2 separate regions of the Homo sapiens genome follow, and region 1 is linked to region 2. The links are chromatin loops, found by intact Hi-C in ENCODE. Cell type or tissue: endothelial cell of umbilical vein. All regions are shown on one strand. Region 1 overlaps SV2C (synaptic vesicle glycoprotein 2C). Region 2 overlaps SV2C (synaptic vesicle glycoprotein 2C).

Region 1 (5,000 bases), 53 kb before region 2:
TCTCTGGGGGGAGATAATTGCAACACAGGAGAACAGCAAGTGCAAAGGGCTGGAAGCAGGAAGTGTTTGGCCTCTCAGAGGCCAGTCTGGCTGGCGAGACCAGAGAGGAGGCAGGCGAGGCCTTGTGCGCCAAGGGGATGGGGGGGAGGACCCTGAAGGTTTTCAGTAGGGGAGTGAGGTTTCCTGCCACACCTTTGGTGAGTTTTTTCTGGCTGCTCTGTGGAGAAGGGACTCTGAGGGACAAAGGTAGAATGAGGAATGCCAAGAGGGAGGCCCTGGTAGTGTTCAGGTGACACGTGATGGTGGCTTAGACCAGGTAAAGAGTAGTGGAAGTGGTGAGAAAGTGACAAGTGTTTCCTCAACATATTTGGCCATAAACCTTCTTTTTTAGGAACACTTTAAAATTGTTTCCCATAATGAATTTTGGAAAATACTGTTGTATGTAATCAGATGTCAATCATGTATTTCTGTCAGTCACAAAAGTGCCTTTATACCTTCCTCCATGGCACTAATTTATAGTGGATAACAATGTCAGGGAGATAAGACACAAAAAAGCTAAAGAAAGAAACTTAGAATTTTAAGTTTAGCAAGTAAGGCCAAGGTGGAGTTACAGTACTGGCCCAGAGGTATGACAGTTGAAGAAGGCATTGGAATCTGTTTTTGTTTTTATTTTTGTTCGTTTTGCATCTAGCACAAGTATAAGTTTGCAAAAGCCTCTCAGTACGTGTTTGTGTTTTTAAAAAATTTCAGCCTATACCTATACGCATGGAATTCTTACTATGTCTTTTAATAAGCAAGCCCTTAATCAGTGAATACCTCTACTTGTCCACCTTTTGCCTGGCCAGCTCAGCTTCGACCTCACTCCATAATATCATAATACCATGTGCCAGCACATTGCTCTTATCACATCATAATATAATTGTCTGTTTGTCTGCTGGGTGGCCCCAGTAAACGGAAGATACGTTGCTGGCAAGGGCTGTACCTTTAGTTCTTGTATGCATAGCATCTAAGGATGGTTTACACCCTTCTGTGGAGCAGGTGCAAAATAGCTGTGTGAAGAATGAGTAAATGAATGAATGTCCAGGATTGTCTTGGCTATGAAGAATATGAGATGAGCTAAAACATGGTCCCTTCCCTTAGGCACTTGTAGTCTGATAGGGTGGATGGATGAATTCTGACTTCCCTTGTGACTGTTGCTTTGGAGGCCAGATCAGTTCTCAAACATTGGTGGAATATTCAGTAGTCCACTTGGGAGGATTTAAGCCAAGAAGTCCTTGTCCCCCAATATCTAACTTATAAACCCAACTACTGAGCTTGAAATTCCACAATTTACCCATTTTCTTGGACTAAGGAATTAAGAGAGAAATACCTCGGGGAAAGGAACTCCTTAGCCATTTATTTACATGTTGTTTGTGAATTAGTTTAGCAACTCTCTCCCAATGACAATAAAGAGAAGGTTTTATTGGAAAAGACAGGAAAGAATGCCCATTCTCAGTGGCTACCTAGATCTCTTACGCTACTCTTTCTAACGCATAGATTTGTACTTTCCTCCCCACAATCATACACACACACACACACACATATATACACATACACACCAGGCTTGTGGCAGCAGAGACCTGCCTCGAATGGCGTTTTCTCAGCACACATCTCTTATGTACCAACAGAACCCTGGGCAGAACACTGCATGCTAAGTAAATGAATGCTCCAGTTCTCATGCTTTGCAGACGGCTCTGTGGGGACTTGTGCACCACTGAAACACCTTGGTCTCAAAGCTGTGCTCCCATTTAGCTACAGAGCACCGGTGGAGATGTTCAGTAAGTCCCTGATGCCTCCCTTCTAGAGGCCACAAGCAAGGGAAACAACGAGTACAGCATCCCTCCCCATCCCCCATCACCATGGGAATAATGCCATGGGAGTGGATTTTATCATGGTGTTCAGGAAGGGCTGAATAAACAAAGGCGGCTGCTTTTTATAGCCACCACCCTAAGAACCTTGCAAAATGAAATATTTACTAAGTAAAACACAAAGTAGAAAGAGAAACTACAACATTTCTAGCCAGTAAAGGGAGAACAGTGCAAGCTCTGGGGGCTCTGTTTCCTCCTCTTGTTGACATCTATGAGAGTTTCCTGAGGTCCAGGAAAATGTGTTTTGCTGTTATCAGTGTAATAGGAATGAGGCCGACTTGATCAATCTGGCTATGCTTTTAAATTGCATTAAAACTCTGCAAGTATGTTAATCACATTGCCCTGATTCCCTCAGAAAAGACAGGCAGACAAGTAGACATTCTTCTTTGAGCTTTCTTTTGTGGGCTAAACCCCAGGGTGTGTAGCTCAGCAACAGCTGTAAACACTGGGGGTGAGCCTTTTCTGAAATAGTGTGCTGTGGCTTCATGGCTCCCAGCCTGTGCTCGCCGGCTAGGGAAAGGCATGACCAACTTAGGTTTCACAATCATCTTTCCTTTCAAAATAGGAAATTGCCAGTATTATCACTGCTGGCTGATGAATTATATTTATAAATTACATTCTTTTATTCTTTTTAAATTCAAGTAAACTAGCATTTACTGAATGGGTACCACGTACCATGATTTGCCTTTTTGATGTTATTTCATCTTAACAACAGCACTGTTATTTCCCATTTTAATGTCACAAAGCTAGTAAGTGCTAAAGGCAGTATGGGAGCCCAAGTATGTGTCTGACTCATAAACAAACTCACCGTTTATGTCTATTAAATTAGGTCATTTTAATATGTCTGGGATACCTGTTTACTCAAGGGATGTTGTAGAGTTTCTGTATAAATTTAGGAACAATCGCGCGTTGGTCCCACTGAGGTAGTATATGGATGGCGTGACTGCTTTTAGTTTTCCATCTTTGAGTCTAAGTAATTGCTTGACACCAGTATTTGGCTCTATAGCCAAGTTTTAAATATGCAAGATAGGAATATCTAATTTATAGATTGTCTTTTTCTTCTACTTTTAGTGATAGGCGTACAGGGGAAAGGGAAACTAGTCTTATTTTGTAATGGCTCTGGTGAGAGACTGAGTGAACGTGGAGGTGAAGAAGGGTAGTTGATCATAGATACGTATCAAGCACCTACCAGGTACAATGAAGAGCTGGATTTTTCTCTTTGACTGCTCTGTCTGCACTGCTGAACTTCCGCTCTGACTGTCCTCCTTCCTCAAACCTGTCTTTAATGAGATTTAATAAATGCTACCTATTTTCAAAGATGCCATGCTCATTATAAGGTGATCGTAGTCAGAATAAAAAGGATAACAAATGTGAAAGAGCAGGGATAATGAGATCTAGTAAAAGAAAAGGAGGCATTGCCAATATCTAGGTAAATAGGATTTTAAAAGAACTTCTTGTTTTTTGCTCCACTAGGGTACATTCTTCTAGATCTTGTCACCTCCCCCTACTCTAAACCCATCTTTCTTAGAAAACCCAAGGCCCTTACTGTGGCTCTCAAAAGTCCTGGGTGATATGTCCCAGCCACTTTCCTTGACCCCCTCTCCCTGGCTCTGCTCAGCCACTTGGCCTCATTGCCATTCTCTGCCTGAGCCCCTTTACTCTTGCTGTCTTCCATGTCAGGAAAGCTCTGAGCCTCTGGGGAGCAGCATGGCCTATGCCCTAGCCTTAATTGGGCTTCTCTTTAAATTTCCTCTGCTCAGTCTCCTACCTTGGCCACTCTTCCTAGAAGAGCAGCACCTCCTGCACCCTATAACCCTGCACCATCCAACAGAGTAGGTTCTAGCCATGTGTGGTCATTTGAATTTAAATTACTGTATTTTTATTGGACAGTCAGATACAGAATTTCCACCATTGTGAATGTTCTATGGGACAGAGCTGCTCTAACCCCTTACCCTGCCTTATTTTTATCTGTGGCACTCACCACTACATGGAGTTGCATTTCTTTGTTTTGCTATCTGTCTTGCCTCAAGAAAGCAAGCTTCCTACAATCAGGGACTTTGTGTGTTTTGTTCAGTCTCTGACTTTTAGCTCCCAGAAGAGTTCCTGCCACATCACAAGTGCAGAATAAATACTTCCTGAATGAGTGATTGGATCTTTTAAACCCAGGAGAGGGAAGCAGAATTGTTGAGGGAAGTCCCCCCTCTGCCTTCTGCTCTTCCCAGTCCCCACCGCCTTCCCTAAGCCTCGCCTTCTGGGAAGGAATTCAGGTCCTGGCTTTGTTTCTCTTTGAGTTTCCCTCACATAAGTTCCAGTGAAAGAGGCAGAACTGACCACATTGACTTTGAGTGGTCATTACCACATTCACAGATGGTCCCTTTCAAGTCTGGTGGTGCCTGTTTAATGCAGGGAAAACCATCTGCCAGAATGCCTTTGGCCATTGGATGGAAGAGAATGTCTCACTGTTACTTAAGAGCAGGAATTGCATACGACAGTGTTGTAGCTGATTATGCTTCATAATGCAGGTTGTTTTGATGCTCCTTGAGCATCTTCTTTCCCCCAAAGAGCTATGAGATCTTGGTAACTACTTAGGGACAGGAATCCAGGAGTATTGCACTCCTCCTGGGCTCGAATGAAGACACTCTGGGTGCGCTTGCCAGTTCTTCTTGCAAAGTTGCTCCTGTACATACTTTACCCGAGATGGGTCCAGATCTACAGAAGGATATGGAGAGGAAAAGTGAGCTAGGACTGTCAGCATGGTTCAGAGCCTTGTCTTTCTGAATTATCCTTAAGCAAGTCTGTCCCTTATTTGTAGTGTATCCACTCTGTTCCACAAATGGAATTCAGTGAGTTGCTCTCCATGAATCCTGATGTTTTACTGCAGGAGACAGCACATTTCCTGACCCAACCAATGGATCTGGCAGAAACTAGTTTGTGGCCAATTATATATCATGGTTTTGAGAAAACTATATGCAAATATAAAATGAATTTTAAAATGTTTAAATGTATATTTTCTATATATAGGTATGTATTTTGTTCATTAAATAACTGGCACTGTAAGAAGAAAACATCTAAACTTCACTGAGTTACATAAAC
Region 2 (5,000 bases):
ATGTATATGCTATGTAAATAGTTGTTATACTATACTGTTTGGGGAATCATGACAAGAAAAAAAAGTCTGTACATATTCAGTACAAATGCAATCATCCTTTTTTAAAAAAATATTTTTGATCTGCAGTTGGTTGAGTCCACAGAGGTGGAACCCACAGGTATGCAAGTCTTGACTGTGTGTGTGTGTCTGTGTGTTTATGTGTGTGTGATTTTTTTAACAGTTTAAGACTCAATAGAAGTTGTAGCAATAGTACAACATTCCTGTTTACCCTTCACCCAGCTTCCCCCAATGATAATATCTTACATAACCTTAGTACATTGTCAAAACCAGGAAATTGACATTGGTACAATACTATTAACTCAAATACAGACTTTATTTGGATTTCACCATTTTTTTTTACATCCACTGTTGTTTCTGTTTGTGTGTGTGGAGGAATGGTATAGTTCTAGGAAGTTTTATCACATATGTAGATTTATATAACCTCACCAGTACAACCAGGGTCCAGATTGTTCCATCACCACAAAGAAACTCCTTCATGTTACTCCTTCACAGCCATACCCTGTCCTCAACCCTAACCCCTGGCAACAATTAATCTGTTCTCTATCTCTATAATTTTTTCATTTTGAGAATGTTATAGACATGGAATCATGTTGTCTGAAACCTTTTGAGATTGGCTTTTTTTTTCTTTTTTACTTAGCATAGTGCCCTTGACACCCATCGGTTGTTATGTGTATTAATCTTTTGTTCCTATTTATTGTTGACTAGTATGAGCAATATACATTGAGCTTGGATTTGTTGGTGTATTTGTTGTTAGGTTAAGACCAAAGTCAGAAAGATCAAATCAGTAGCTGAGTAGATTCAGGAACTGGAATCAAACAAGGCAAGGTTGGGGCTGGGAGAGAGGCAGCAGTACAGAGCAGAGTGGAAAGCAGGAACTGAATTGAGATTGAGAGTGAGAGAGGTGAGGCCATGCTCCAACCCAGACCAGGAGAGTGAGAACTGCAGCAGAGGCATGCCCAGAATCAACTCCAGTCAAGAATGAGGGGTTCCCAGAAGGAAAGTTGAGCAGGGGAAGTTGGAGAATAATAGCTGAGTGTTCCCTCCGCCTGTCCCTGGCTTACCCAGGCCTTAGGGGACACTGTTCTCCTGGAATTTCCTGATATTGTTTCTGCTCTGTAGTATCTTATGTTAATATTATGCCCAGAATAGAAATAAAGATACCCCGTGGTCAAAAGTTTTATGCATTTTTTCAAAGTAAAGCAAATTCCTATGCATTGACCTAACACATAATGACACAGTAGCTTCCACAACCCTGCAGTGTGGAACCTGTGATCTGGCTCAAATTCCAAAGCTTTTTCATGGTGGGGAAGAAGGAGAGAGAAGAAGAAACTGGGTTTCTTAATTCCAAGTTTATAATTAGGACCATCAAACCCCTATTTGGTAGCTAAACATCTTTGCTTAGCCAAGATCTGATTGTAAAGAGATAGAAGGAATGGAACTTGAAACAAATTCAAATAAAAGCTACCTTTGTAGAAGTCATCATTTGATATTATGGTGAGCAGTCCCACAAATATCTAGGAGCTAGGAATTAAAATAAAGCTACCTTTGTAGATGTCATCATTTGGTATTATGGTGAGCAGTCCCACAAATATCTAGGAGCTAGGGTCAAACCAGTAGATAGCAGCATCTATTAAGTGCTGCCTCAGAAAATTTTTTATTGAAGTATTTTCCCCTCCCCTTCCAGTTTCTGAATGCAGCTATGTTTGGCCCTTCCACAAAGCTGTACAGAAATGATTTGGATTACTCAGCCTAACACCAGAACCCTTCTTTAGGCATCCACAAACCTCATTCAATGTCACAGACCAAGCTTTCAACAGCAGAGATGTTTTTCCATTTGATAGAATCCTGTGTTCAGGATCAAGTTTGCCAGGGTAAAGAGTCCTTCTCTTCAGAAAGGATGCTTGGGTATGGGGTTTTATGACCCAAGAGGTCTCCTCTACACTTGACATGGGTAGAGAAGAATTACAGCACTTAAAGGAAGTCAAGCCATTCCAATTTTACTATATTGTGGTTTGCATCATGGTTGAGCCCCACTCTTAGCCAGCCCTGACACAATTACATAGTGATCCTCTTCTGCAGAGCTCAAGACGTTTTCATATTCTGTCATGCTACCGGAAAGGAGAATAGGCCAGGCTGACAATAAACAACAGTAACACTGACCTAGCAGGCACCTGATTTTAATATGTGAATCTACACCTTCAGACACTGGGAAATTCACTTTACTAATTTCTATTCCTTGTTCTATTGACAAATTAACTTTGGGACATAGTAATTTTAAGCTTTAGTTTTCTCATCTGTAAAATGAGTAGTGTGACTCAGTTTCACACGTCCCTTTTAGCTCTGTATTTTCCTTGTCTTTGTGTCTTGATAGCCTTGAACATGATTGATTAGTATGAGGGGGAAAGCCCCAACCTGCCATGACTCTTTCAGAGTTGAGTTTCTGCATTCATGTTATTTTTGTGAGCTAGCAGTGGACAGCATTAGCTTGTCTTTACAAATGGGGAAAGCCAGGATAATAATAGTGGCAAATACTTATATAGGTTTTACTGTGTGCCAGATACAGTTCTAAGCACTTTATAAGAGTTAATTCATTTTATTTTCATGAGAACTCTATGAAGAAAGGACTGTTATTATCTTGATTTTACAATTGATGAAAATGATGGTCAGAGAGGTTAGTTCATTTGTCCAAGGTCATATGGCCAATAAGTGTCAGAGGCTGGATAGGAAGCCATGCAGTCTGGCTCCACTGAGTGGCTGGTGGTGAAGAGTCTTCAGACCCAGGAACCCGAATCCAAATCTTTATCAGCTGAGTTATACTGAAGCTTTTTGTTTTTAATCCCAACCTAGAAGAGGCACTTTTTACCCTTTTTTAGTCCTAAAATGATACAGGAAAGTCAGGAGCTCAGTATGTGGGGCAGAGAAACAGCTTCTAATCTAGAGACAAAATTCATGGAATCCACATTCATGGATATAGCTTCTAATTGCTTTCTTCTTCCTTGCAATGAAATCCAGTCGTTTGTAAATCCTGGTTAGGACATCTTGGTAGAATGGTCCTTGAGTTTCCTGTATAAATGCACAAGTCTCCAATCACCCTCAGGCTTCTTGACCCTAAACACAAGCTACTGACCTCTTCTAGATAGAGTCAAGGTCCATGGCCCAGAGGTACCTACTCCTGCCCAATTGTATCTCCTCCCCAGTCCTGCATGGGGAGGGCTGAACTGTTTTTCACTGGATGGTTCCTTCTGCCAGTGCAGCCTTCACTGGCCTTCCCCGACCTCTGGGACTGAACCCTGTGTCCCTGTCTAATGCTCGCTACTTTAGCTGACTCAACTCCATGCTTGCCCAACTGCAGTAGCTGCCCCCACCCCTGCCCACCAGGATGACTCACCCTGGACCCCTCCTTACCTTGGATCCAGTCAGATAATAATATGTGGAACTCCTTTACCACCTTTAATCAGGTTGGCCAAAAACAGTAGCAGAAAATGTGCTCATAAAATTCTGAATCTCCTTTTGGAGATGATGTCGTGAAGGAGGTATGGTGATCTTTGACCAAATGCCCCAAGATGGTCGGCTCCGGGCCGCGCTGCATTTCTTATGCCGCGTTGCTCTCTCTCCGTTCATTTTGCTTTCACGATAGCCTGGAGTGAATATATCTTCCCTTCCTTGTCAGCCCTTACTTCTCTCTTAAATTATGTTCTACTGTGTTCTCACAAGATTTTCTCGTAAAATATAAAACCACCTTCCTTTTGGGAGAATATGTAGACTGTGGGGGTTTCAGTAGTTCTGACATCATGTTCCAGGGCAGTGCCAGCGACACTTTTAACCCCGAAGAGGAAATCCCTGCCCCGCTCTTGAGTTGCTCTCAAAGGCTGACCTGTAGACACTATTGCTTACTAATTCCTCCAGCGTGACATTTATCCTGGGGATCTCATTTTGTGCTAATGTAGCTGAAGTCTGAAGTCAGTACTCTAGTGGGCCTCCCCTATTTTTCCCTATTAATTAATGAACTGTTATTTAAAGTACTGCTGACTTCTCTGGGTTCCTGAGTCAGGCAGTTCTACTACTCTGGGCATGAAAGAAAAATAAAATGAAACAAGAGGATAAAATATATTTTACTGGACAAAGTAGAAGAATGAACAATTATCCCATCAAACACTTTGGAGGAAAGTTCTGAATGTGTGTTGGAAATGATTTAATGCAGGAGCCCAGGATGGTCAGCAGTTGGTGAGGTCTGGCTGGGGACTCTGTTTAGAAGCACTCCAATTTCCAGAATCACTGTGGCAATATGATGGCTGTCATTCCAATTTACTGATGTGACGAGATGGGCTCAGATCTGTATGACTAGGGCACTGTGCTTAGCATCTAGACATGATGTAATATTCACAGGAACCCTCTTAGTTGTAGGGGGCAGGGTGGTGAAAAACTGGGAATTAAGGGTATTACAAAGGCATAAGTAGGTATATTTTATCTCAGACTTGTCAGTTAGGATTTTGTTTCTAAAGCCGACAGAACTACTGGATCAAAGAAGATAGCATAAAACTGTTATGTTTCTCAGTAGCACTACGGGAATCCATCAACTGCATCAAACCTTCCCCAATTAACAAAAGCTTGGGTAAATCCTGCATCAACTGAAGACTGGCATTCATAATGCCCTTAACTGGTTCCATCACATTAAACCGATTAAGGAAGCTCACAGACACTGTTGATGCTGCTTGGAAACCAGTCCTAGCAACAATAGCACGTGGAATTTGAGGGGCTTGAGAAAGGCAGCCCTCGAGGAATTAGCTTGCTAGGTAGCCAGATCATTTGGCCAGCTGTGGAAACCATGTTAGTGGAATAGTGGTGTCAATTTGTGGAGAAAGATTGTGTCTGGTAGTAAAAAAGTGGTTTCCCCAAAGAAGGTCAGAGATGTCTTCTAGAGGGCTGGGTGGCAGCTATTA

What was found. A loop is a pair of places that touch in the nucleus more often than their neighbours do. Peaks named below come from ENCODE experiments on the same cell type or tissue, not always from the same donor. Only the 100,000 strongest peaks of a DNase experiment are listed, where the experiment ranks them.
Region 1: a loop joins it to region 2, with 4 times the contacts of the local background. A loop is called at or near these places in 1 of 110 quality-filtered maps.

What each region holds. Positions count from the first base shown.
Region 1 is chr5:76,112,360-76,117,359 of GRCh38, forward strand. All of the region lies in intron 1 of SV2C (synaptic vesicle glycoprotein 2C), which reads left to right. Among named protein-coding and RNA genes, the nearest start is that of SV2C-AS1, 31 kb to the left of the region's middle. In endothelial cell of umbilical vein, no CTCF peak of the experiment used is centred here; a DNase peak (open chromatin) is centred at 1,932.
Region 2 is chr5:76,164,944-76,169,943 of GRCh38, forward strand. The region is part of intron 2 of SV2C (synaptic vesicle glycoprotein 2C); the gene reads left to right. Among named protein-coding and RNA genes, the nearest start is that of SV2C-AS1, 84 kb to the left of the region's middle. In endothelial cell of umbilical vein, no CTCF peak of the experiment used is centred here; no DNase peak of the experiment used is centred here; H3K27me3 peaks cover 140 bases.